2 separate regions of the Homo sapiens genome follow, and region 2 is linked to region 1. Evidence: chromatin loops called from intact Hi-C (ENCODE). Cell type or tissue: mucosa of descending colon. All regions are shown on one strand. Links, peaks and the distances in the headings refer to the core of each region. The heading gives the core; the rest is flanking DNA. Region 1 holds the start of LNCATV (lncRNA negative regulator of antiviral signaling). Region 2 overlaps LOC107985365 (a long non-coding RNA gene).

The links. Hi-C counts contacts between places; a loop is a spot of excess contacts. Peaks named below come from ENCODE experiments on the same cell type or tissue, not always from the same donor. Only the 100,000 strongest peaks of a DNase experiment are listed, where the experiment ranks them.
Region 2: a loop joins it to region 1, with 2.9 times the contacts of the local background. A loop is called at or near these places in 3 of 110 quality-filtered maps.

The regions. Positions count from the first base shown.
Region 1 is chr1:234,959,607-234,971,530 of GRCh38, reverse strand. LNCATV (lncRNA negative regulator of antiviral signaling) reads left to right here and starts at 7,532. Exons shown (of 4, transcript NR_125945.1): 1 at 7,532-7,764; 2 at 11,615-11,690. It overlaps LINC02971 (long intergenic non-protein coding RNA 2971), which reads right to left. Exons shown (of 2, transcript NR_186179.1): 2 at 11,542-11,834. RefSeq lists enhancers at 351-510, 2,180-2,239, 7,884-7,933, 7,954-8,253, 7,567-8,766 and 1 more and silencers at 1,131-1,180, 1,271-1,330. In mucosa of descending colon, for the core only: a CTCF peak has its summit at 8,199; DNase peaks (open chromatin) are centred at 7,150, 8,160, 8,693 and 10,500.
Region 2 is chr1:234,816,185-234,832,797 of GRCh38, reverse strand. All of the region lies in intron 2 of LOC107985365 (a long non-coding RNA gene), which reads left to right. Among named protein-coding and RNA genes, the nearest start is that of LINC02961, 64 kb to the right of the region's middle. RefSeq lists enhancers at 15,721-16,220, 16,221-16,613. In mucosa of descending colon, for the core only: no CTCF peak of the experiment used is centred there; DNase peaks (open chromatin) are centred at 9,024 and 9,397.

The sequences.
Region 1 (11,924 bases), core at 6,141-11,140:
CTCCCTGTTCTAAGGTTCTCTGATGCCCTTGCTGTCTAGATCAGGGAAGGGATGAGGGGGAAGCCAGTACACCCCACATGGAGAAAACCAGGCCTATGTGTACTCTGGGCCCCGCTCCTTTCTCTGCCTGCCTGAAACCACACTTGCAGTCAGCACGTCAGAACCCGCGAGGTCAGGATAGATTCCTGCTTTTAAAGAGCTGCCTGGGCAAAGAATGTGAGAGTCACATTACTCTAGAGACCAAATGGCAATTCACAGCCACAAAGGGAGTGGCCCACTCCACCAATCCTCACCCTGTGACTGTCGGGCCAGACCCCTAGGGTGTCCACGGCTGCCCCTGTTGAAACAGTGGGGCTGACAAAAGCAATTTGAAGGGGAAACAAAAGTACTGCAGGGTCAGGTTACAAATGTTTGCCTAGACTTGGAATCCTTATTCTAGAAAGTTCTATGCTAACCCATGGGGGCAGCTGTTGCTGCCTTTGATGAGTAGAGAAAAACAACTCTAGCTGAAGGGGGGTGAGGGGGAGCAGAGCCAACAGAAATCCTGGCTCAGCAGTCCGGGATGGGTCCCACAAATACAGTAGCCAGGGAGCAGGGCGCATGCTCTCCAGGATCCGATTTCAGGCCAGCTGGAGCAAGAATGTGTTCTTCGCCACAGGAAGAATGTTCCCTCAGACAGAGCTGCTAACCGGGCAGGATGGAGGGAAGACCATACCGCCAGTGGTGGTGACTGCACTTCCCAGCAGCCTTTCCCCCTTCCTTTCCTGGGTAGCATGTATTTTTGTGTTGCCAATTTACCCACCTCCCACAATACTCTTCATTTTTTAAAATGTGGGAATTTTTCTGAGCCTGTGAGCTATGTTGCAAAACTATGAGCACATTTCCACAGTTACCCTATGTCATCTGTCTCTTTGACATAAAGAGGGAAGGAGGAGGGTGGAGAGGGAAAAGGAGGGAGAGAGGGAAAGAAGCAGAAACGCGAGAGAAACATTTTGCTGACGTCAAAGAAGACCACACTCTACAGGATAGCATTACTTGTACCTCAACCACCCACTCTCTCTAATTTACTAGAAACCAAACGGACTGTTTAGAAGCCCTCAGCCTGGCAGTCTGGGTTGGGTTTTTCTGGGGGGTGGGTTGGGGCGGGGGTTGTTTTATTTTTTTGCTATTCTCCTTTGACCAAAAGGGCCATTAATTGTTGGGAGTTTGAAAGCTACCTGATTCCATGAAACAGAGGGGATTTCCATGAGTAATAATTCAGACCGTGCTTGTGTAGGGCGCTGTGGCTCGAGTAAATTGATCCAGCTGCTTGCAAAGCTCATGGAAAACGGCCCCGGGGAGAGGACGGCGGCGTCTGCAGCTGGGGCAGCTGCGGCCGCTGCTGGCGCTGTCACGTGGTCCCGCCGGCGTCCGCCCCCTGCGTCCCATTCCCAGCTCCAGGCGCCCCCCATCCCCCGCTGCCCGAACCCCCGGTTCCTCGAGAGGTCGTCGCCTTGCAGCCCTGGCTGATTTCGAAGGCTAAAGGCGATTCTTCAACACAAGTAGCAACCTCTTTTTGGGAAATACAGGATTCTGAGTCTGGTTGAGGGTGGCCCTAAGCTCCCTCTCGAATGTTACCCTTTGGTGCGCTGGCGTGTTTGTGCTTCCAGAAGCATCCCGCGGTTCTGTTGTCCGGACACACCAGGACCTATTTGCCAATAAAATCAAATCTGGCAACAGTCACCTGTAACCCGAGGCTACAGAAATACCGATTCCACTACCCAGATGGTAGAGTTCAGTGTGTTTGCTGGCTAAGGCCGCACAAGTTAATTTTTATCCTAGTAAAAAATAATAAACACTGCATTAGCAACTAAATGTTTATCAATTTGCAGTTCATTTCCAGCCAGATCATTTCGCTCCTGCATGTTTTTACTGCTAGCTGATGCACTGGAGTGCTTTTCCCCAAACCATATGTGGCTATTTAAGTCTTAGCCTCTGTAGCATTTATATGGTGCTTTTCACTTTAATTGGATAATATTATTTGGCTACTTCAGCCATGGTCTTCAAACATCGCGTTTTAGTGATAAAGAAACTGCAGTAAAGAAAGATTAAATGAGTTGCTGGGGAATCATCCTGCAGTTCAGGGGTGAGGCTAAACAAGGAGCCACAAGTTTATATGTAGCACAGACCTGTGTGGGCTGGACCACGTGGCTGAGCAGGGCTGAATTTGTTGTGTTTCTTTTCCTCATCTTATGGGAAGATAATATTAGAGGAAGTGGCAGAGAACAACTATCTAATGGAGTTAGCAACCCTGAATGGGAAAAAGACGCATGGGTGAACATAAGCAATGGTAGCATGTTGAGAGCCTGATGGAAACTCAAGTGCCTTCAGCTGCCCTACAGCTAAGCCCTCTGCAAATGCTTTGGCTATTTTTGTTATCTTAGCGGCATTAGAGCCACCATTGGGTAGTGTCATCCATTGTTTATTACTAGACTGTCATAGCCAGAAACAGTGATTTGGCTAAGACAAAATGAAGCGATGGCTGTCCTGGGATGGTGCAGATGGTAAGCCCTCCCCGTCTCCCAGTATGAGTAGAAACCTTTATATTGCCCCTTGGTTTAGGGCAGATCTAAAGCTGCTACTTTGGGGAAGACGAGAGTAAAAAAGAGTCTTCAGGGCAGAAGGCAGAATAAGTCAGATCTACGTTCCACCTTTATTATCTCTGTGGGAAATAACTCACTTTCTTGAAGTCTTAAGTTTTTCTCCCCTGAAAAAGTGAGGGGATAGTAGGATGTCCCTCACAGGGCAGGTGTGCACTTCAGGGACGTATATACTCAGGGCCTGGCATGGTGCCTGGCATCTGGTAGACACTGAAGAAGTACTGTTTCCAGGAAGAGTAGGCTTGGCGGAGGCAGGTAGGTGATGGGTTGAAGATACCATGTATGTAAGCCCAAATATGAGGCAATGCCCTATTTCCCAATTGGTAGGTTACACACATTTTGTGTCCTTTGTTGTTTTTTTTTTTGCCATCTTGAATGTATACTTTTTTTTTGTTTTTCAGATGGCGTCTTGCTCTGTCACCCAGGCTGGAGTGCAGTGGTGCGATCTCGGCTCACTGCAACCTCTGCCCTTCTGGTTCAAGCAATTCTCCCTGCCTCAGCCTGGTGAGTAGCTGGGATTACACCATGCCTGGCTAATTTTTTTTTTTTTGAAACGGAGTCTCGCTCTGTCGCCCAGACTGGAGTGCAATGGCGCGATCTCGGTTCACTGCAAGCTCCGCCTCCTGGGTTCACGCCATTCTCCTGCCTCAGCCTCCCAAGTAGCTGGGACTACAGGCAGCTGCCACCACTCCCGCCTAGTTTTTTGTATTTTTAGTAGAGACGGGGTCTCACTGTGTTAGCCAGGATGGTCTCGATCTCCTGACCTCGTGATCCGCCCACCTCGGCCTCCCAAAGTGCTGGGATTACAGGCGTGAGCCACCGTGCCCTGCCATGCCTGGCTAATTTTTGTAGTTTTTAGTTGAGACAGGGTTTCACTATGTTGGCCAGGGTGGTCTTGAACTCTTGACCTCAGGTGATCTGCCTGCCTCGGCCTCCCAAAGTGCTGGGATTACAGGTGTGAGCCACCGCGCCCGGCTTGATTTTTTTTTTTTTTTTTGAGATGGAGTCTTGCTCTGTCACCCAGGCTGGAGTGTGGTGGCATGATCTCGGCTCAGTGCAATCTCTGCCTCCCAGGTTCAAGAGATTCTCCTGCCTCAGCCTCCCGAGTAGCTGGAATTACAGGCATGTGGCACCATGCCTGGCTAATTTCTGTATTTTTAGTAGAGACGAGGTTTCACATGTTGGCCAGGCTGGTCTTGAACTCCTGACCTCGTGATCCACCTGCCTCAGCCTCCCAAAGTGCTGGGATTACAGACATGAACCACCATGCCTGGTGGCTTGAATATATACTTTTAATGATGTAAGTGAAATAGTCATATTTCTAGTTAAGAATTTAATTTATTGACTTGGTTACTTGTTTGTTTGTTTATTTATTTATTCGTTTGAGACAGAATCTTGCTCTGTCACCGAAGCTGGAGTGCAGTGGTGCGATCTTGGCTCGTTGCAACCTCCATTTCCAGGTTCAAACGATTCTCCTGCCTCAGCCTCCGGAGTAGCTGGGACTACAGGCACGTGCCACCCCGCCTGACTAATTTTTGTATTGTTAGTAGAGACAGGTCACCATGTTGGCCAGGCTGGTCTGGAACTCTTGACCTCAAGTGATTCGCCTGCCTGGACCTCCCAAAGCGCTAGGATTACAGGCGTGAGACACCGCGGCTGGCCAGTTATATTTAGAATCACATGCATAAATATACTTATTTAGGAATCTTGCTTTTTTGTTACTCATTATTCAGACTATTTATCAACAGTCTTTGTCATCACTTGTGCCCCCCATCTTTTTTTTTTTGAGATGGACTCTCGCTCTGTCACCCAGGCTGGAGTGCAGTGGCACAACCTCGGTTCACTACAACCTCTGCCTCCCAGGTTCGAGTGATTCTCCTGCCTCAGCCTCCCAAGTAGCTGGGATTATGGGCGTGTGCCGCCACACCCGGCTTATTTTTGTATTTTTAGTGGAGACGGGGTTTCACCATGTTGGCCAGGCTGGGTCTTGAGCTCCTGATCTCAGGCAATCTGCCTGCCACGGTCTCCCAAAGTGTTGGGATTACAGGCATGAGCCACCATGCTCAGCCTTGTGTCCCTTTTTGAATGATCTGACTCAATCTTCCAGAATACTTCATCTTGCTTCTGTCCAACTGCCTTTGAGATTTCGGACTTTTTGAGTCTGTATGCTATGCTCACTGGAAATGTTATCTCAAGCCTTCATAGCCATGTGCTATTTGCCATCTCCACAAAGCTGACTTCTTGTATTGCTTTTAAAAGGGATCTTCATGGGGCTATGTAAGGAAATATTCATGCATTTTAGAGGTGCATACTAAAGTAGGAAGGAGTGAAATGGCATGAGGCCTGCGATGCTCTTTAAAAGATTTCAGCAAAGAGAAAAAAAGTAAAACACAATAAATGAAGCAAACATCAAAAAATCGAGTAATTGTTAATCGAGTGACAGTTATATGGAGAGTCACTGTGCTATATGCTCCTTTTGTCATAATAAAATTTTAAAATATAAAATAAACATTGTCATAATAAAAGTTTAAAATGGGCTGGGCCTCGTGGCTCACGCCTGTAATCCCAGCACTTTAGGAGGCTGAGGCAGGTGGATCACTTGAGGTCAGCAGTTCTAGACCATCCTGGCCAACATGGTGAAACCCTGTCTCTACTGAAAATACAAACATTAGACAGGCATGGTGGTGGGCACCTGTAATCCCAGCTACTCGGGAGGCTGAGGCACGAGAATTGCTTGAACTTTGGAGATGATGGAGGTTGCAGTGTGCTGAGATTGTGCCACTGTAGTCCAGCCTAGATGACAGAGCAAGACCCTGTCCCAAAAAAGAAAAAAAAAGTTTAAAATGAGCTTTAAAAGACTGGCTTACAGGCTGGGTGTAGTGGCTCACACCTATAATCCCAGCACTTTGCGAGGCTGAGGTGGGCAGATTGCTTGAGTACAGGAGTTTGAGACCAGCCTGGGCAACATGGTGAGACCTTGTCTCTTAAAAAAAAAAAAAAAAGAAAAGAAAAGGACTTGCTTACAATATCTCTCATGCTTGTAATTGGAGGTCATACCTTCAAGAATAACTACAAAAGCTTTTATTTTTCTTTGTATTAAAAAACCAAATCAACAAAAACTATTCTTCCAGACAACCTCTATAAACGTTCCAAACTAAAATTCATGAGATTCCCTTCAGAGTATTTTGTTGTTCCAAATAAAGAAATTCTGTAATATAAAGAGCTTTTTAAGACACAGATATAAGGTGATGCCTTATACTTGCCTATCCATCCTATTTTTCTCTATGCTTTGCTGGTCTGAGTAGACAGGGTTGGTAATGACCCCAAATGGAACACTTCTCTAAGTGATGGGAAGATCTCATGCAGTGTCCTTCATCAGAAGTACCCATTACCTAGTGCCCTTGTTGGCACTGGAGCTGGAAGGCTCAGGATAGCAGGGAACAGGCAGCCCACAGTCCTGGAAGCAGGCCTGGTGGCACAGGCCTGGGTATGGAGTGTCAGTGGTGGCAGAAGAGGGGAGTCACTGTTTTCTTCATTAGTTAATGCCTCTCCCCTGGAGGGAGGGCAAGAGCTATGGTCTACACAGCCAAAGTGAGAGGGTGGTTGAGCAATTCTCCAGCAAACTCAGGCAAAATCAGGCAAGCATATTTAGGCCTAGAAGTCCTGGTTACCACAGCCTAAAGTGATAGGGACAGAAAGTGAAAGGAACAGAAAACCAGTCTGTATTTGTTTTATGTGAATTTTGGAGCAATGGCTTTTCCAAAGGAGGAAAGAAGAAGTTATTCTTTTTAAAACACAGTTGAAGAAGAGGATGCTTTTCCTATGGACATAGTAGGCCATTTACCAACGAGTTATTAAGATAAAAAATACCTACTGGGCCTGTGTAGGAAGCCTGGAATTCTCTTACTTTATTGTATTTTCCTCTAAGGATATATTGCGTTATTCCACAACAGGCTGGTCATAATCTTTGAGAGATTTACTTCTGAGACTTTTTGGTGTGGCTTCATTCACACTTCACATTTCCTAAGAGAGACAATTTTGGCTACTTTGAAAGAACCCTCCCTCAAACATAAACATCACAGCATCCTGACTTTAGAGTGTCTGTCTCAACATTTCAATGTTAGAAGGTTTATTGGAATGCAGACAAATAAAATAAGATAAATAAAATCTCAGTGTGCTTAAACTGAGAGCAGGTTCTTTTTTGGAAGATGTGCGTGTGTGTGTGTGTGTGTGTGTTGATGAGCTAAGTGTTGATTATAACCCAAAAAGACGGAAAGTGTGAGATTAGATAAGTGTCTGCTAGATCCATTATTGCTGTGTGCATTCTGTGAAATGGGCTTAGAGTTCACTGGTTGTAGCTGCAGGATAAAGTTCACTTGTTGTTTATTCTCAGTCTGATTAGGCCACCATTGAAAACAGAATGTGAACTACTGTCCAGAAGCCCTCTGTGAACTTCAGGTCTGCCTTAGGAGGGACGCTTCCAGCGAGGGAGCGCGTGATGAAGTCTGCAGGCATTGCTGGGGCAACGCTAAGTGGCCGCTGGCCAGGGTAGAAGTTAAACCAGGAGATGGCTGTCAAATGCAGTTGTTAGGTGTGGCACATCTTTCTCAAGCTGCTGAGCTGAGCAGGAAAGAGAGACGTTTGTTTATGGATTTATCTCATCTATAAGACACTCTTATTAGATGAACTCTATATCAGTTCTATGTAGAACTCTGTACCAGTTCTATAAGGCACTCTTTAATCTGAATCTTTTTATTTGCTCAAGAGAAAAATAAGTCTGACTTGCATCCCATTGAAGATTTAGATTGCACTGTTTACATCTTTCACCTGCGCCGCGGTAGCGTCCTCTACCGATGCTATCCTACGTTGATTTTTCCAGCAACCTGGGAAGCAACCTCATAGGTGGTTTGGGATGTCTTTTGGCTGTGCTTAAAAATTTCCAACAGATTTGCTACACATCTTAGGATAAATATGTTTCCTGTGAATTGTGATGATTTCTTACAGTACATTTGCAAGCATGTGTATGCATCTGCAGGAAACATAGCCTGGCTCTGTGAAGGAATACTGCTGTGACCGCAAAACTGTTTCTGTAGAATTTTCTCCGGTGTGGTCATCCTGCCTTCAGGTCAGTGAATAGATGGTGTTTGGACAGCGTCTGGCACAGATACTTTAACCTTAAAGCTTAATGTATAACTGGTATTTTTTCCCCCTTCTGTGTCAGCAATTGGCAACGGGACACTGTAAATAAGGATTCTGGTTTGTAAATGGACGTCTGTTCCTCCAGGGGAGGGGAAGGCTGGAGTAAGCAGTTTTGAAATTCATGCTGCAAGTGATAAGATAATTTGAGTAACCTGTAAGACCTGTGGATTCACAGGTTTCAAAAACAGGAAAGTCTCTTGTTTGAAAACCCTCTAAAGCAACATGTGGGCTTAGAAAAGAAGCCGGCTTGTGGTTTGGTGATTGTACTTCCTTATTGATATAATGGCCGCTGACGCAAGGCCTCCTGGGATTGCAGCGCGGTGACCGCAGGCCTGACGGTTACCCTGACCGGGTTCTGAAACAGCCCGGGGCTTTCAGCACAGATGAGAAGTCTAAAAATTTCCCTTTTCATTTCCTCTCTTGTGTGACTTTGTCATTTTTAAAAAAACTGGTCACAGAAAAGGGAATTTTGCCCATGCTTTTAAGGAGTTTATCTCGACTGAGTAGCTTCCCCGCCACTCCTCTAAAATCCCTCCTCAAAAACCCCAAGTTAAAAAAAAAAAAGATCTATTCTTGTAGATTTTTTTTGTGTGGGTCTATGTTTCATTCATCTGCTTTCAGGCTGGATTTATAACAAGCAGAACTTTTAAAACGGTATGATTTTAAAATAAAATTAAAAAAAAAACACGCTGAGATCTTTCCATAGCTTTGGCTTCTGGGAGTTGAAAGCGCAGGTACGTGCTACATCTTCTGGAAACCTAACCCTCGCACGCCAAGCGGGAGGCTCTTTTGGTCAAATACTCCCAGGACTTATGCTTGAGTTCTGAAATAAGTGAAAGCAGATGCCATTCCTGTGCGACATAGCTAACTGACCGCAGCCCAGAAAGTTCTGTTGGCTAGCTGTGTGGGGGCTGTCTTAAGCCCTGAAAACATTCTGCATCAGAACTCAGCTTCAGAAAGGGGTTCCTGCTCTCCTGTCTGCCCTGGAGATAGTCACGCATGACAGCTTGTGGGCTGACTGAGCATTTAGGCAGCTGCTTTTCCTCTCTCCCTCCAGGAGGAAAATAGAGCAAAAAGGTAGAACTTACTTCCACACCCAAGTTTCTCCTGAAAGCACTGTGCCTGTTTTGTTTGCTACACATCTTGGGTATGTATGTTTGCATCTATGCATGCAGGCATGCATGAGTTATTTATGTGTGTTATTTGGTCCAGCCTTGAAGCTCCTTTTATTTTTCAGTGAATTGAAAGAAGGTAACCTTTGGATGTATATATTTTAGTGCTCCAGCAGATTACCAGTGAAACATGCCGACTCTCACCAAACCACCCCATGTTGCCAAATCTTCTCTCTTGGCCCTGATGATGTGCAACTTAAAACCAAGGTCCAGGTTGACTGCACAGCAGAGTTTACTGTTCGCTCTCTCGCTCTCTCTCCTCTCTCTTTTTTTCTGTAAGCCCAATAAATCTGCCCTATCACGTCATTGAGGCCACAAGGAAATGTAATCCTGCCAAGTGTGGGAGTTAACAAAAACTGCCAAAGTCTTAAGGTTGCAGAGAGAGCAAGAACCACTTTCTGGGTTACGCATGTCTACTGTGTATGTGCAGGGGTGCCATGTGTATGTACCGCGTGTGTGTGTGGGTACTGTGTGTGTGCATGGATGCTATGTGGATTCACCATGCACTACCATGTGTGCATGAGCACCATGTGTGTACACTGAGAGTGTATGTGGCTAGCAGGTGTGTGTACTCTGTGTACCTGAGCACTGTGCGTACCTGTGCACTGAGCCTATATATGGGCATGTGTTTATAGCATGTATGCATGTGTGCTATGTGTATATACCATGCACTTGCACACATATACTGTGTGTGCAGCACACCAGATGCCACAGATATGGTGGCGGGAGGGTCAATGACAGGGAACTGGGGGGAGGCAGGTGTGAGGCAGGCCTGCTTGGGAACAGGTAAATCACTTAAGGATGCAGTGCTTTTCATCTGCTTTGCTGCTCTTTTCCTCTTAAGCAGCATGCGCTGAGATTGCAGAAACCTGAAAGATAGGGAAAGTGTGTATCCCATCTCCCCTTCCTGCCTGACTCTCAAGTAAGTTTTCTTTAAGTATCTTTTTTCTTCAGCTTCAGGAAAAAGAGGACCTTAGAACTGAAGGAGCAAGATTCCAACATCACACTGTTTTTGTTAGCTGTGTGTGTGTGTTTCCTGTGTATCCAAAAGACAGAGGAGATGAAAAAGCAAAAGAAAAGAAACGAGGAATCAGATTGGAAAGAGTATGAGTTTGTACTTATGAAATAAAACTTTTATCTCTCTACACAGGACCGGGAGTCTGTCCCAATTTCCTGTCTCTAACCTCACTGGAAGTGCTGACCCACTTCTGGCTATTTTTATGTGTTTCTTTGAAAATGCTTACTGTGATTGGAGTTGACTTGCCGACTCTGTTCTGCAGCCTCCCCACCACCTGAGTCCCAAAGGGCGGCCCTTCCCACCTCACGCCCAGTAATTATGGGTGAGCGCAGAGCCAAAGGATGGCAGGGCTTTGTTGGTGGTGCGACCAGCGGGTGACCCCTTTCCTCGCAATCAGAGACTCAGGGACAAGCAGCTTGCACCTGCACGTGGAGCTTTGCACACGGCCTTTTGCCTGATTTTCCTCTTCGAGGCATGCCCCCTCCATGAAAGATGGGCATCTTCCCATGTTCCGGAATTCTTGGGGGTGCGCTGATTCCAGGCTCTCGCCCCAGCTTTGGGCCCAGGGCAGTGAGCATGTGTAGTTACTTATCTAGGATTGCAACCTGAGTCAACAGTGAAACCAGGAAGTGAACTCGGGGTCCGGCATTGTATGGAAAGTTGGGTGTATTTACTTTTCTCTTAAAGCAAACTTTGATTGACTCTTTAATAAGTTACCATGGAGGATATAGTTCTGGTGAGATTTGACTTGGCATCCAAATCTAAGGCACATATTGATAATGGAGGAGAGGAACAGGGAGTCTTTTATGTTTTTCCAGTTTTATCATTAACCCCAAGTTCAGAAATCTGTTTGCTTTTAAAAGTGTCAGTTTCCTCGTTTAGGAAGGTGACAGTTCTCTACTGATGATGAGGTTTTTTTTGTTTTTTTTTTGAGATGGAGTCTCGTTCTGTCACCCAGGCTGGAGTGTAATGGCACGATCTTGGCTCACTGCAACCTCTGCCTCCCGGGTTCAAGCGATTCTCCTGCCTCAGCCTCCCGAGTAGCTGGGATTACAGGCATCCACCACCATGCCTGGCTAATTTTTTGTATTTTTAGTAGAGATGGGGTTTTGCCATGTTGGCCAGGCTGGCCTTGAACTCCTGACCTCAGGTGATCCGCCTGCTTCGGCCTCCCAAAGTGTCGGGATTACAGATGTGAGCCACCGCGTCCAGCCTGTTGAGGTATTTTGATGTCCTTTGTGGAAAGGCCTTATCACCTGGCTGGCACACAGCACTGTGGGAACCTCTGGTGGGGCTGTGTGAGGAATTAGGGTGACCTTGACTTCAGCCAGGCCATGTGGGTCTTGACTCTGTCACTTACGGTGTCACCTGGGGAATCCCTTCCCTTCTTTGGCCTCAGTGTCCTCCTCTGGGAAGTGAGGGTAAAAAGTCTCTCCCTTGTAAGGTTGTTAGAGGGCTCGGCAAGGAGATGGATGTGGAGGGGCCTGGGGTGTGGAACATAGCATACACTTGGTGGGGCAAGCTATCAGGGTTATTTATTACTTAAATCATTTTAATTGTGGGTCATAAAATTTCTGTTTTTCCAGAGGTTTCTCCAGGACGTCACCTGTATGAGGTACACAGTGTGATGACACACTCTGTGCTTTTCCTACTTGTGTCCACGTGAGTGTCTGGAGCTGCCCTTCAAGGAGAGCAATAGATGAATGATTCTGCCTTCCCGCTGAGAGGGATGTGGGTCCTGCGGATGGTCGGGGTGAAGCTTCCTCTCCTTTCTGCTGACAGCACTTCCTCATTAAATGCAGAGATCTGCAAAAAGGGAAAATAAAAACACAAGAAGAAAAATGAGGCATCAAAGACCCTCCTCTTATGCCCATGGGGATTTGGAGGACGGGTTAT
Region 2 (16,613 bases), core at 6,650-11,649, 140 kb after region 1:
GATAGAGATGATGATGATATTGATATATTTTGTAGAAACAGAAACCAAAGCTTTGAGAGAGCAGTTGCACAGTGTGGAGCAGATCTGAGGCTCGAACCCAGCCTTTCCCCGTATTTCCCTACAACTCTGATGGTTGCAATTTTTGAAGTCTGTCTCGATTGGATTTGCAGGTTCCTCTTCCACTTTGGGGAAAGTTCTGAAGCACTCGGTCTGAGTGACTGGAGTGGAGCTGGTTTAACCTGTGATGGTAAATCACTCATTCTCAAGTTTCTGACCTGGGAGCCTTAGATCCCTGGGGTAGAAGGGTAGCCAGAGTTATTGCAAGAGGCCTGAGAATGCATGTGCCCTGCAAGCATTGCCTGTGTGGACTGAATAAGCAGCACTTCCCAGCCATGTGAGCTGTTATTTGTTGAATCTATGTAGATGGCTATAATTAATAAAATGCATGTTTATTCAAAAGCATGGCTAAATTCATTATAGACTTTTGTCATGTATTTTCTTAATCAAGAAATATTAAACATACAACCACTATCACATGACAGTCTGCCATATTTTGGGGGTTTCAAAAGGATTCACAAATATGAGAATACAGGTGCTGCTACTAAAGAGGAAAGCCAAGGAAAGCTGAGGCTGCATCCAGGGCTTGTGCAGAGCAAGGGGACAGTAGAAATGGGGATGGGCGTCTCTCTGGAGGGACTTGGAAGCAGCCACTCATTTAGTAAGCTCCACGGTGTGGTATCGTGTTAATGAAATACTCACTTAGTTTGTTAATTTTTAAAATGGTTTTTAAAAAATCTGAATCCACTTCATGTTGCATAGACCTAGTCTGAGTTTGGAAGGGTAGCCCAATAGAAATGAAGGTGCGGACTTATTTTATGGCCCTAGTCTTTCATGGAAAAAGAGTGATATTGCCTTGTGTGATTCTGGGAAGCAGCCTCCCACGTCCCTTCTTTGGGCGAGTGAAGAGTTCAATCTAGGTGCATACTGGGGCACCATGCCTGCTTCACACCACCTCTCACCTGTCACCTGGGACCCTTCCTCTCTGTCTTGTGGTTTATGGTCCCCTGCCCATTTTCTCTGCCAGATTTTGGGCTTTGTGGGTCCAGGACTATGCCTGCTTTTTTTTGGGGGGGGCGGGGCAGTGTTTTGCTCCGTTCCCCAGGCTGGAGTGCAGTGATGCGATCATAGCTCACTGCAGCCCTGACTTCCCAGGCTCAATTGATCCTCCCACCTCAGTCTCCTGAATAGCTGAAACCTGGCTAACTTTTTTTATTTTTTGAAAAAACTGGGTCTTGCTATGTTGCCCATGCTGGTCTTGAACTCCTGGCCTCAGGTGATCTGCCCACCTCGGTGGCCGTAAGTGCTGGGATTGTAGGCATGAGCCACCACACCTGGCCCTACATCTGCCTTGTTAACAGCCTTATCTCCAAGATCCAGCATAGAATGTATTGAAAAATATTTGTTGAACAAATAAGTCACTGACTGGATGAATACATGAATAGTTAGGTGTGTCTTTAATTTTACAAAGTAGAGATGAAAATGTTTGAAGGAGATTTAAAAAGTACAGATCACTATTCAATATGCCTTTTTATTTTTTCTCCTGCATGAATTTCTAGGTCAGAGTGTTGAATGGAAAACCCATTTTTCCCCTTGATTATAGAAACAATATATGCTTGTTCTAAAAACAAAACAAAATGAAAAAGATAAGGAAAAAGCTGGCTGTCCCTCCTAATCGCGTCTCCGTGCACCTCTGGAGCACGCCCTCCTGGTTCTCCTGAGTGTGTTATGTGTAAGTATCCATTGCCCTCGCCATGGAGCCATCCTTTGCCTTCCGCTGTGCCTGGGAGGCTGACCCCCTCGGGGAATTACCCAGGTTCCTTTGGCCCCTGGCTTCCTGTGAGTTCAGCTGATGAGAGGCACCTGCAGGAGTCAAGCCTGTGGGCAGAGAGAGAAATCCTGAGACAGCCGCTCCCTGTGTCCACGTTCGTCTCTGTGTCTGCACTTGTCTCTCTGTCCGTGCTCATCTCTGAGGCTGCTTGTCCTTCCTGGCTTCAGTTTCCACCACCGCCCCCCACCCTGCATGGTTCCAGTCCTAGCCAGGCCCCAGAAACTCTCTCCACCTGCTTTGTTCTTCATGGGTATGGGGTCCTGGGAGCCCCGCCTTGCTAGCCTGGGTGTCACCTTCCTGTCTGTTCACTTCACTCTGCACACAGCTCTTGAAGGGGTCCCTTCACTAAAGCTTCTTCCTATGGACCCTATTTGATACATTCTGCTTTTAGCCAGGACCCTGATTGCAACAAGATGCATCTATAGTCACATAATCAGAGTTGTCCTATATATTCTATTTTATAATCTGCTTTTTAAAGTTAACTATACACTATTATAGGACTCTTTTAAATCCAGCAAATATAACTACAGGTCCTCATTATTTTACTTGTTAAGATTTTCAACAGGATTTAATGAAATCCCACAAATATTGATTGAGCACCTATCATGTACAGGATGTAGTCCCGCCCTTAGGCGGGGTACAGAGCCACGTGGGCATTAAGACAGATGTGGAAATTATGTGGATGGAAAATACAAGGTGTCATCAGGGAGATACTAGCTAAGAACCATGGAGTTCAAAGGATAGAGAGAGAGAGAGAAAGAGAGATAATGGAGGCATCAAGCAAGGCTTCCTGCAGGAGGTATCGTCTGTGATACACCAGGAGGGTGTGGAAGACTTAAAACAAAGCGACCTGGAGCAGGAAGACATCCCAGGCAGAGATGGAAGAACCAGCACCTGGAGCTGAAAACCTATGGTTGTTTGATTAGTGAAGAGTTGACTTTCTTCCATTGTCCTTTATTCATCTCCTTGAATGCAGTTTTCTGGAATCAATACCGTTTTTCTGTTACCTCTCTAGATTATAATCTGTGGGAGGCCAGGGACAATTCCTTCACATCTTGCTGTAAACCTCCCAGCGAGTCTATGGTAGGGATTCCAAGGACAGGTTTGTTGAGTGAATTTGAATGGCCAACCTATGGCAGGCATGGAGATTTGTTGCCATCTTGGGGTAGGTGTTGAGGGCCAGGCTGAGTGGTTTGTGGGAAACTCTCTGAACCTGGTTCCTTCTGATGATGTCCCCTCTCTCTTTTCAAAGACTTCCTGCTCTTTCAGGCTGAGATGGAATCATAGACGTGAAAATGATTTGACGACAGGGAGGCTATCTCCAGAGAAAATGGGTCCCTTTTTCCTATCAATTCTTCTGAGTGTGGATCGGGAGTGGGAAGGCCACCCCTCTTCATGGAAATGATTTAGGAGGAAACTCAGATGCTCTGGTTTCATGGCTGGTGTTCACTGGGGAATCCAACAGCAAATGGTTCTGCAGGATCAGGCTGGTCTTTGAGACAGAGGGTAAAACAAGAACTGAGTTGAGCTCTTCTACCAAAATTAAAAGTTCAGGGAGCCCTTGTTTTCCTGCTGCCCCTCCCTCTCCTCTGGCCAACCCAAGGACAGCCAGCCAGAGACCACCAACTTTCACGTCGAACTCCTCCTTTCTCTCTTGCCCTCCACATCCTACCTATTTCATTGTGCTTGGTGGCTCAGGGTCCTGGCGGTTGGGCAAGGGATTATGGCAGAGTTTGGGATACCTGTACAGCACTCGCGTGTTTAGTAACTAGGTACAGCTGCTGATGGTGCAGCAGCACCAACAACACGGAAGCAGAAGAGGGTATGCCCAGGCATGCACGTATGCTCCGCCGCACACTGACCGGGTACATGCCTTTGCCATTGGGCAGCTTCCTGCTGTTAGGTTTAGTGTCCCCTCTGTAAACTGGAGATGGGAACATCTAGCGACCCTCACAGTGTTACTGTGCAAACAAGGGAGAGAAAAGGCAAGTGGAAGCGTGGAGGACAACACTCCACATGGAGACTCAGCAGATGTTATTATTTTTCTCCTTACACACAAGTACTCTATGTTTTAAAATTCCAAACTCCTGTGGGAATGAAATGTGTTTCTTTGTGAATGGGTATCTGTTACTGTCACATGCCGCGCAAATTCTCATGGAGGTAGGGATAGCAGACATTCAATTTGGGAAGAGGTGTTATTGTTGGGGAGAAATCAGGTTTATGTAGCATTTATTTATTACTCATTCATTTATTCATTTATTTGAGACAGGGTCTTCCTGCTCTGTTGCCCAGGCTGGAGAGCAGTGGCGCCATCCTAGCTCACTGCAGCCTTGACCTCCCGGCTCAACTGATCGTCCCACGTCAGTCTCTAGGGTAGCTGAGCTTATACGTGCATGCAACCATGCCAGGCTATCTGGCTTTCAAAGCAGGTCTATGGAGACTTGCTCTGATGCTATCCCCAGTTTCTAAAAGTAAAATTAAAATGAAGAAAGGAAAAAAAGAGAAAAGAAAATGAAAGTCTTGAGCATGTGGCTTCCATTTCTAAATCCAGTCATTCTCTTGTCTTGAGAGCTGCAAAATGTGCCATACGTGGTTGCATGATCCTCCCCAAGCCTGTGCCACGCTTTTCAGGGAGGAGGGCTGCTCTGAATGAAACCAACTGGCATGGATGGAACCCCAGGGTGTCCTATTATGACAGTCTTGTAAACATCTAGGAAAACCTGTTGGTGGCTGAAAAATTCAGATTCTAAATACTGTTTACTTCTGAATAATTTGTAATTCCTTTCCCAGCTCAAATAACTATAAACCTCTCCAAAGTGCTTTATAAACACTCATTAGAGTCTTACAAAAGTCTTTTGAGTGCCATATGATTATCTCCATTTGGCAAGTGAGTAAACTGAGTCACAAAAGTTGAAAGATCAGCTCAAAGTTATGCCAGGAGCAAAGGCAGGGCTGGGCTGGAACCCAGACTTCCCGGCTCCTTGGCTGGTGAACGGCTCCACAGAATATGCTGGAACTAGGCACGTCCAGGCTCCTGATCTTCTTGGGGCCCCATGGCGCCTCTTGCTTCTGCTAGCGACCCTTCATTCAGTTCACTGGGACTGGCCGAGGTCCCCTGGCTCCTGAGACCTCACCGCCCAAAAGCAAAGACTCCAACTCTGAATAGTCAACTGAGCCACATGCCTGACAACCACCTCTATCTTTTCCTCCTGAACAGGATTTAATTAAACCCCACAGCTGCATGTGGGGCTCTTCTCCAAAGCTTGCTTAGAAGGGCTCACAGAAGGATAAGCAGATAGAGCAGTCAAATTTGGGGTTTTCTGCTTTTCTGTTTGTTGATCAGCTGAAAATAACCAGGATTAGGTGAGTGAACTAAATATTTCCTGGTTTTTTGGCTGCCTTGCATTTGAACCCACTTCTTATGTTGGGACTCTGCCATCCACCAGGGAAACAGGATAGGCTGGCTACTAGCTCTCCTAGACCCCTGGCAGTGGGGTGTGGACACAGGATCCAAGCTTGGCCAGCTGGACCAAGTGAGCAGTGAGTGAGGAGAATCAGCCCAGGGACACTGGAGACTTGAGCAGAAGGTGGGCGGTGGAGGTCCCAGCATCCTGCACCTGTTAGCAGTGGTGCCATGGGGCTGGCAGGATGGCCAGGGTCTCAGGGAAGCACTTCATCATCAGATTGGACAGTGCAAGAGCTCAGCTGTGGTGAAAGCTGCCAACCCCTGGTATGCTTTGCTTCCTGTTCATGTCCAGAAACTTCTGGGTTGACTTGTGAGTTACTGGCTAGTCTTCCAACTAATTTTTTTCTTGGTGACATTCACAAGAGTCAGGAGTTTTGTTTATTTGTATCTTCATGGGTATGAGTTGGAAAATGAGAGAGATTTTCCTTTTCCATCCTCTCTCATCATATTATTGAGAGATGAGCACCCAGAGCTAGGGTGTGACCATTGATAAACAGAGATGGTGAAAATGCCGTAAGAAAGAAAGGCAGTAAAGTTTAGGATGTGAGGCTAGAGGAAGGTCTAGCTCATTGTTCTCCTGCAGCCCTGAACCCACATCAACAATATCGGTTGGCAAGCCACTATCACATCACATTGAGACCACCTGTACCACTGTCACCATTACCAGCAGCACTGCCCGGCACTGTAACCATGATGGTCTTGACTAAGTCAGCATCTCTGTGTACTCACCTCCTGTCTTCCTCTAAGCTCCTCTCAACAGATTCTCTTTGTCCAGGGTTCTTAGCCAGCTTGGATGTGAAGCTGAGGTGAGGCTGCTTACAGCCGTAAATAGGGAGCAAACACTATGCCCGCGCCCGAGCCCTGGATGTTGCTGTATCCACGCTATGTGGGCATGTGATGGTGCTGTCCATCTGGAAATCTTAGAAAACGGTGTTTTTACCTGTGCTCATGGCCGTGGGCAAAAGGCCTCTTACAGACTCTTAGAAGAAGATAACATAATAAAAGCTAATATTTGTTGAGTGCTTATTATGTAAAATCTCCTTTAATTTTTCCACCATCCTTATGAGGCAGGTGTTATTATTATCCCTAATTTACCCGGTCTTGGTGGTAAAGACAGCCCACCTTTGCTGCTACCTTGCTGCAGTGCCCGTGCAGGAGCCTACAGGCTCCTAGGTGGTTTCCAAAGCTGACTCTACATCAAAATTCCACAAAAAGTCGAGACAACTGCAGATTTCCAGGGTCCACGCCCAAAGATTTTAATTCAGTAAACCTTGAGAGGGTGAGGGTGAGGGCTCGGAGATGGAATTATTGCAAGCATCCCAAGGGATTATGAAGGAATCTGCCCGTGGACAAGCCCCCAGGAACACTGGCTGACACGAGCACATATGTGGCCATTCCTGTTCTGTGCGTTTGGCTGAGAAGGCGTGTAGGTCACAGTATTCTTTCCTGCTAAGCCTCGACTTGGCCTCAGAATCCGTCTCAGTGCAGGCAGTGACTAGCAATCATTTGCAGGTGGCTTCAAGACAAAACCAATTTGTCATCCTCAGCCTAGAGCCTCCAGAAAGGGTACTGAAGAAGCTGAGTTTTATCACAGTCCACCAATTCAACAAAGAAAATGACAGAGTATCTCTGCACCTCTGGCTTCTTTCTACTGTGCAATGGGGGGAGAAGATCATGAAACTTTTCACCTTCCTGGAGAGGGTAGATTCTTATCTCTAAATTACTCTGTTAGTGAAGGGAATGCTGGCTATTATAACATTTTATAACATGTTATAACTGTCATTGAAACTGTTCTGTGGTTAGTTTTTTTTTTTTTTAAGCAATCAAATGATCAGGTTCTACCCCATGAATTGGATTAGCTTGCACATGTTGGACCTATTAGTTAGGATGGCTCTCAACACCAAATCAGTCACATTTAATCAGCAGCAGGGAATGGGAAAGGGGTCCTGTTCCAACCAGCCCCTCATGTTCCAGGCAGATGAAGGCTCTGTCGTCCTTGATGTATGTTTTCTAGATCCCCCAGGTGTTGACCTCCAGGAGACAGATGGTAGTGAAAGACAGTGGAGAATTGCCCAGGAAGCTCTTTTTTTTTTTTTTTTAAATGGAGTTTCACTCTTGTTACCCAGGCTGGAGTGCAGTGGCGAGATGTCGGCTCACTGCAATCTCTGCCTCCCAGATTCAAGCGATTTTCCTGCCACAGCCTCCCAAGTAGCTGGGATTACATGCATGCGCCACCATACCTGGCTAATTTTGTATTTTTAGTAGAGACAGGGTGTCACCATGTTGACCAGGCTGGTCTTGAACTCCTGACCTCAGGTCATCCACCCACCTCAGCCTCCCGAAGTGCTGGGATTACAGGTGTGAGCCACCATGACCGGCCCAGGAAGTTTTACAGATCGCTGGTAGAGGGAAAATTGGCCGGAACCCAGTCACATGGCTATGCTCAACTGCAAATAGCCTGGGAAATAGAGCCCAGCTTGCCCAGGAGGAAAGGGAAGCGGGTTTGATGAGTAGCTAGCCAGAGTTCCCTTGGAGCTAGGGGGGTCTGTGGCCATGCCCTAGAAGGAGTGATTGAGTCCCGCAGAATCCACAGTGGGTAGTTCTTGTGTCAGTGACATGTAATCTTGTCACTCTTGAGTTGTTCCCATATTAGACAATTAAAATACATTCAATGGGACGGTTTTCAAATTTTGAATAGTAAGCACACATACACTCACACACACACACACACAAAATCTAAGAACAATAAATACTTTAAAATTCTTCGGTGGGCGGATCACGAGGTCAGGAGATCGAGACCATCCTGGCTAACACAGTGAAAGCCCGTCTCTACTAAAAATACAAAAAAATTAGCTGGGCTTGGTGGCGGGTGCCTGTAGTCCCAGCTACCCAAGAGGCTGAGGCAGGAGAATGGCATGAACCCGAGAGGCGGAGCTTGCAGTGAGCCGAGATCGCGCCACTGCACTCCAGCCTGGGTGACAGAGCAAGACTCCATCTCAAAAAAAAAAAAAAAAAAAAAATTCTTCTTCCTCATTTGAACACTCTATAGTAATATTTTTGGAGTTCTGGAATTCTCTCCATTATTTAACAATCTCTTATAACTTTTATGGAGCTCTTTACAGTTAAGATCTTAGAATGCCTGTCCAGCTCACCTCATGGTTTTGTTTTTTTTAGCTGTTTGTCTTCCAAACTGTTTTCTTCAACTCTAAGGGAAGCCTGTCAGAATCTGTCCTGGTCTTCTCCGTATTCTGAAATGAAGACTGGAGGGATAAATAGAAGTTTCTGGCTTCTTTGGAAAAATGTTAATCTGGTTCTTTAATTTTGGAAGCAGGTGTCCGTGGTAAGGAAAGTGTGTGCTCTGAGGCCACCTCTGGTATGTGTGTGTGTGTTTGGGGCTGGAGGGTGTGGGGTGTCACCTGGCCAGAGCATTGAACCTCTTATTGTCTCCATTTACACAATGAGGATAATAACAGCAACCTCACAGATGGTAGTGAGGTGTAGGGGAAGCAGTGCCTGATGTATGGTAGGCATCAAAACTGGTAAGTGTTGTTATTCCTATTGTTAATGCCAGAGTCAAGGGGCTCAGACATGGCTCGGGATGTGTGGGTAGAATTTATACGTAGGGATAAGAATCTGTACATATAAATGCAGAACAAAGGTGTGGTCGGGGGTGCTCTCCCGCTGGCCCGCTCCCTGAAGGGCTTCTATTGGGGGTGTCTCCGAGAGTCCTCCCTTGTAACAAACCCTGTATGCCCTCCAGCCCTCGCTGCACAGTGACTCAGTTTCCTCTGTGATAAAAGGGGATTCGACTACAGTTCTAAACTTGCCTGTAAAACACATTGAGAGCTTTGAAATAAAGGTGGTATTTAGTGTGAGTTCAAAGCGTTATGTAATTATTTTATTGCCCCTTTTATTCCTGAGTTTTTTTTCTGTTTGCTCTGCTTACAAACCCAAGCTACAGCCATAAAACCACTTTTATGCCAGCGCCTTTCACACACATTGTGTACCAACCGCACATCGCCATCAAGGTGCAAAGTGCTCAGGAGGATGAGCATGGAGAAGCAGAACAGGAGCGCCAGCAATTTCCGCCTAATTGAGGCCATTACTGTGCACTGTCACTGAAACTGGGTCATGGTTGATGGTTTTTTTTTTTTTAGCTATCCAAATGACCAGCTTCTGTCTCGTGAATTGGATTAGCTTGCTCATGGGGGACCTGTTAGTAAGGATGGCCCCCAACATCAAATCAATTCTGTTTCTCAAGCCATCATTCTTTCTTGCAGGTTCAGAGCCTATGTCCTGCCACCATTCTTTCCAGAGTCCCATTACCTGAAACCATAGGATTTTTTTTTTGTTTTTGTTTTTGTTTTTGAGATGGAGTCTGTCTCTGTAGCCCAGGCTGGAGTGCAGTGGCATGATCTAGGCTCACTGCAACCTCTGCCCCCCAAGTTCAAGCAATTCTCTTGCCTCAGCCTCCCGAGTAGCTGGGACTACAGGTGCAAGCCACCACACTCAGCTAATTTTTGTATTTTTAGTAGAGACAGGGTTTCACCATGTTGACCAGGCTGGTCTCGAACTCTTGACCTCGACCTCCCAAAGTGCTGGGATTACGGGTGTGAGCCACCGTGCCTGGCCTTGAAACCATATGATTAAAGAAGCTTTGAGTTGGAAAAGACCCTAGGGGTCTGCTGATGTCACCGCCCACCCAGGTGGAAGTCCCTTTTACAGCATCCCACGTGGACAGTGGCACAGCCTTTGCAGCAAACACAGGGTCCACCCTCACTATGTGGAGAGGCCTCCCATCCTATCATTGGGTGGATGTGGTTGCAAAATGCTTTTCCTTACGCCAACAGAAACGTGACTAAACTCAGGTGAGTCCCAGAGAGCAGGAAAGGCTTCGAAAGCTCTGTCAGTGTCGGGCCTCTTTAAACCCCTGAGCGGGAAAGGAAGAAATTCAGGATCCGAGGGGGCATTTCCATTCTGGTTCTTTCTGAACTTGGTTTTACAAACCCTGGTAAGTGGCAGCCCATTTAAACGAGGCACTGCTTGGGGTGAATTTAACAGGATTGAGTCTTCAAGGGCAGCATCTTTGTTGCTGTTCTGATCTGTGCCTTTCACTTTTAGTTAAAATAAAGAACTGCAAGCCAACATATTATGGAAGAACAAGGGAAGCCTCTCTGGCATCTGCCTAACCCACCAGGAGCTTAAAGGGAATGATCCAGTCCTCAAATTTATGGCCTAAATCATTTATTCAGTTGCATTCAACACATTCCTACTGTGTGAACAGTCCTTCAGGATAAGAGAATTCAGATCGTTACGCTTGAGAAACTTACAAACTCCTTAGGGAGGTGGGAAACTTTAGCTGGACAAGATCACTGTACACCTCGCCCCTATGGAAATCTCACCTTCAGACATTGGAGAAGTGCAGTGGCCATTTGGAGCATCTATTCTTCCTCCCTCCATTGGTCTTTGGGTCACGCACACCCCAGAGAACAGCTTCCTTCTGTCAGTCAGCGATCTCACCCCATGGACCTAGAGAGCAAGGAGAATGTGAGTGGGTGCGGGGCTGCAAGGCAAGCAACCTGACTCTGAAGACAGGTCCAGCCAGGGAAAGCTGGTTCTGCGGCCAGACAGTGACAACCAGACGCTGGGGTTGGCGGTTAGATGCTTTGCAGGAAGCCCATGAAAAAAGCTCTGCAAAATTGTATGGAATAAATGAACACGTGAGGGAGTAAATGAACCTGGAATCTACTCTATGTCTGCCCATGGTCCCAAAGTATTACCCAACTCCATCCTCATTCTTCTGTGCCATATGCTTTAGTCCAGATGGCTCAGGGAAGGAGATTTCTAAAACCAAACAATTCTAGACACCTCTTGCATCTGAGTGCATCCTCACACTCCTTTCCTAAGAGACTTTATAGAGCAGAGGATTCTAGAAGCAAGGTCTTGTGGGATTCTCCCTCTTTTAATCTCTCAACAAAGATAGGCAGAGGAATTTATTATTATCCACTTAAGTTGATTGGTGTCCAAGAAAATCCAGCAGTGAGTGCACTAATGTTTAGGTAGAGCCTTTTAATGTGAGCTCAAAGCACTTGGGAAAAATTTTATATTCATAGTGTTCAAGTGAAGCAAGTAGATGTCAAGAATTATTATCCCATTTAATAGGTGGAAAATCGGAGGCCCTCATTCATAGAGTGAGTCAAGAATACAGCTTGGGAGAGATGCCAAGTCTTTCTCTGCCTGCACAAGTAGGTGAGATACCACGCGAATGTCTCTGTAACATGGGTTTTGGCATATTTGCCTTCTCTGAAGTCAGCTTTCCCTGGTCAGGGTTCCTGCAGGAGCCAGATAGTGGGGGATGGGTGCAAAGCCATCTATACCTTTGCCGTGTCAGTCCCTGGGAGGGGAGGATGGTGGGCTTCTCTCCAGGGGGCCTCTGCAGCTGTGTTCCTGCACTGTCTAGAGTCTCTTGGCAATTCATATTTCTTGTACACTCTTCATTCTTGCCCTCTTCCTCTTGGGACACAGGGACATACCTCACCTTCCCCAGTGAGTCCCACATCCAGCTTCTTCTTTTCTGCTGCATCTCCTGGGAATTCTCAGGGTCTTCAGCCTCAGGGTGTCCATTCCTGAGCTGACCACTCGCCTTCCTCATTGCCTTCTTTGGTCATACACATGGCTATGCCTATGGCTATGCTCAGAGTCACACAGAACTGTCTCACTTCAAAAATATTGGGCCCAGAGGTCTCCCTGTCTGACTACAAACTCTTCCACCACTTGCCAAGAACTCTGTCTGACTTTATCCATCCTCTACTCCACTGTAGGCCCATGGCCCACCCATTTCAATACTGTTTCCTTGAGCCTATGAAACCCCTCCTGCATCTCCTAGTCTTCACTGAACATTATGTCAATTCCCAGCCTCAGCTCTAAATGCTCATGGTTTCCAAAAACATATTTACAACCCACCATAGGTCCTGAGCACCAAAGCCTGATGTCCAGTTGCCCAGTGGACAGACATCTCCACTGGGACATCTCATACGCACTAAAAACCTCAATGTACTGAAACCTGAATTTATATTTCTCTCCCCAAATGTGCTCCATTTCCATCTTCCCTTTCTCAACATCCATCCAGTGGAAATGTTGCTCAAACCCAAGTCCAGAGCCACCCTTGGCACGCTCATCTTCCTGAGCCCCCCACTTCCATCGGCCACCCAGGTGCTTGTCAGTTTTCCCACTTTCTCCCTCTCCACAGCCCTTTTCCTAGTTCAGACCTTCTGTCTCCCTTGTTGGGATCATGTCAACCTCTTCCTCACTCGCCTCTGGCTCTGGGCTTGTGCCTTCAACCGACTCTTCAAACCGTAGCAAGAGGGATGCCTCAAATCACAGATCAGATCCCTCTCTCCTTAAAGCCCTGCAGCAGCGTCCTGTGGCCCTCAGGATAGAATTCAAACACTTCCAGGATCTGGACATCTCCTGCCCCTCCACAGCCCTGCCTCGCCCTGCATTCCAGCCCCACCAAACCACAGTCAGTCCCTTCCATGGTTTTGGATCTCTTGTCTGGGAACTTTGCACCTGCTGTTCTCTCTGCTTAAACTCTCGCTTTCACCCATGCGACCTGGTTCACTCCTCACTCTCCTGCATGTCTCAGCTTGGAAGTCACCTCTTCCAGAAAGCCTTCCCTGACCCTCAGGTCCAGGTTAGATCCCCCACCTGGATTCCCACAGCACCGTGTTTTTCCCCTACCACAACCCTAGTCATGCCCTTTAGTGAACAGCCAACAGTTACTAAGCACCTGCTGTGTTAGGCTGTTTCTTAGGACTTTATAAGAAAGATCACATTTAATCCTACGAAGTAGGTACTGCTATTATCCTATTTTTTAGATGAACAAACTGAGGCAAGAGCAGTCACACACACATAGAGTCAGTAAGTGGTAAAGTTGGGATAGAAACCAAGACAATCTGACTCATGGATGTTACACCGTGTGTTAGAACTAGCCTTGAAAAAAAGACACAAGCTTGTGCCCTGTGCCAAGAAAGTTTCTGATAATGGTGGCGGTGGTGGTGGTGGGATTTAATCAGTTGGCAGAAGTCTGTATTTCTAACAATCTCTGATTCAAATGGGCAGGACCCATGTCCATTTCTCTTTATTGCAATTGTATTATGTTTCTTACCTTCACTCTGCAACAAGCTTGGTGAAGACAGAGAACATGTATCTGAGGCCCTTCATCTCCCCTCAGTTCCTAGACCAGCACTAGCCCATAGTCAACCCTCCATCAAGGTAGAGGGAGAAAGTAAGTGGCTTTTACCCTGTGCTTTCTGAACTCCTGGGATGCTAGGAAGAGCCAGAAAACCTTGTCCACCGAACCCACAAATTCACTCTCTTCATCCCTTCCTCACTCCACTTCCTTCCCAGTAGTTGTTGGAGTTTTTGAATTTTCCCTCTGTGAGCCCTTGCCCTCCCCTGCCATGTTCTCAGCAAAGGCCCTGGCCTCCAGGTCCATGAGAACAGGATTCCCTGTAGTAAGAGCTCTTCCCTAGCCTCCTCCACTTCCAAAGGGGCTGGAATCTTCACCCCTTGATCCCTTCCCTTTTTAGAGCACAGAGGAAGCGGGGCCCTCCTCCTGCCCTGGGCTCCCCTGCCCCACATGTTCCTGGAGAGCACCCCTGGGTCACTGTTGTAACCACATGGTGACTTGCTTGCTCTCATCCTTCATGACCCCCCCTCCTCCCATGCCCCACTTTGTTAATTTCACTCTCCTCTCAAAACTCCCCACAGTGCCAGTGATGGGGTATAAATGCAGCTGGGCAACGAGGCTCCCACAGACAGACCCAAACCTATCTTCCAAGTGTTAATTTCTTTTCTCTCCTCTTCTTCAAATAGGTCTCTTCCTTACACATTTCTGCCATTCCTTTCTCTCTCTGCCTTGCCTCTCCCTTTTCTCCCGGCCACAGCCTTATCCAACCTCCCAGCCCAGCTTGGACTCAGCTTTCCTAGGAGGCTCCCAGACAATCCAGTGGGCTCTCATTTTTTTGAGTGTATTCAGCAGTTGGCTGATGCTGCATCTCCAGCACTTGCCCTAGGTTGTTTTATCTCCCTAATGGCCTGTAAACCCCTTGAGGGCAGGATCTGGCCTTTGTACTCTAAAAAGGTCTTCCTACTAGAGAATGCTCCACACATGTGTGATGCTTCGGGGAGTCCCATCCTTCATCAGAGATTCCCACTGGTGCCAGCTCATAGCTCATCATGACGTGTCCCAGATGGTGACTGGGAGTAGCCTATGCCAAGCAGGAGTTTTTCCCCGAAGTCTTCCTGTTTATTGCACCGGGCTGGCTGCAAGACATTGAGGATGCTGCCCCAGGTGCCAGCAGGGTGACTGGGGCAGGCGCCATGATGGCTGTGCCTGGGTGCTGGCCAGTGTGGCCCCAAGAAGAGGCCGGGAGCCAGAGCTGCATGCCTCTGTCAGCACCAGCCTCCTAAAAACACTCTCGACTTTCTCCAAGCATGGATTGCCTGAGCTCCCCTCCTGCTCCCCAAAGAGGCCGGGGAACGAGTCAGACAGGGGATAAGTCAGACAGGCTCAGCTGTGGGAGGCTGGAGCAAAAAGACCAATAAAACTGACTTTATTTGTAATGTTCCCATGTTTGTGATTTTGTTATTTCTACTGTTTCCTCGGAGCAATGAAACAAGGAAACGGAACAAAAAATAACAAAACCCAGCTCTAAGTATACGTGAACTGTAAGGCCTCCCTCTGGCCTCCTCTCTTCCTCCTTCCTCACCAGGTTTGCCTGGCTGACCCTTCCAGCCAGTGAATTCCTTTCCCAGGTTGAGTGTTTTCCATTTTAATTTTTATGGCATTTCCCTGGATTAATGGTTAACGCATTCATTTTCTCCCCTCCACCCTCCATCATCAAAGAGTGCTTTGAATAACCATTAACTCTCTGGTTAAGCGAAAGAAACACGTTAATCATCTACAAGTCCTGGGGCAGGAAAATTATTCTTGGTAACCTTCTCCCAGTGGCAAGAAAACCACTGTCCCTGAGCAGCTCAACTTCAGCCACACCTGGGTCTAGAAGCTTGCAAAACCCCTCCGGTAACCTTGTTACAAGGACCTGGTGAGGTCATAAACTGCTGAATGGCTAAGCGCTGTGCTTTTCAACCCAGCCACCACCGGTTCTCTAGGACCCTATAAAGAGACAAGGCTGGGCTGCTGCTTCTCCCTTTACTTTTAAAAATTGTTTTGCCAGTAAAGTCTCATCTATTGTACATTCCTTCTTACTGGGAAACTCAAGTGGCTGTACAGGCTGTTCTTGGAGCCACAGTTAAAAGCGCTTTGACCCAAACACACATGTGGCGTCATCCTGAGCTCCGTTTGCGTGGGGCCGGAACACCGGACTAGGAAACCTCTCCCTGCTTTAGCAACTGAGTGTGGCTAGATTGAGGGACCACAGGGGGTGGCTCTGGATGCAGCAATCCAAGTCCCCCTTTCAGGGAGGGTGACCTCTTTCCGAAGTTCAGTGGATGGCCCCCTTCCAGGGTTAGGGAGACAGGAGGAGGAGGAAGAAGAAAAGGAGGAGGAAAGCTCTCAACAGCCCCCCACCCCCAACCCATCCAGGAGAGAAGGACTGCAGTCCCCGAGACCAGCTGGAGGAGTGGCGTGTGCATGGTGTGCCCGCAGGGTAGAGCGCGCCATCTTGGAGAGATGCCTCTTTCATTCACAAAGCGGATCTGTTGCAGAGCCCAGAGCCCCGGGGAGAGCAGGGCGGCGTCCAAGTGCTTGCTGGATTTGGCTTGCACTCCCTCTCCCTTAAAGAAGACAGAGGCGGAAGGGAGAGGCTGTTCTTCGGAGGCGAGCCTCAGGCACTGCTAGACTTATTAGGAAAGATATTGCTGGGGTCTTGGCAAGCCGTAGGTGCAGCGCTCCCCATCGTCATTCCGGTGCGGCTGGTTACTGTCACCCTGCCTCCTCCCCGCCGGCCTGAGAGCCTCTCTGTTCCAGATCCAAACATTTCCACATTAGGCAGCCTGCATGTGCATTTCCCTGGCAGTGGAGGGAAAGGCACCCCTGTGACCTGGGATGACCGACGACGGGGACTTGCCCTCCTCCCCCACAGGTGCACTTGCTCTTTTCTGGGCCAGCCTTGTGATCTGGTGTCCGGGCACTTGGCAGCATTTAGCAAATGTTCCTCAGTGCTCTGTTTGGTAGTTAATGCTGTTGACACGGACACCTTTGGGAGCACGTGGGAGAAGCTGCTGCCTCCGTTT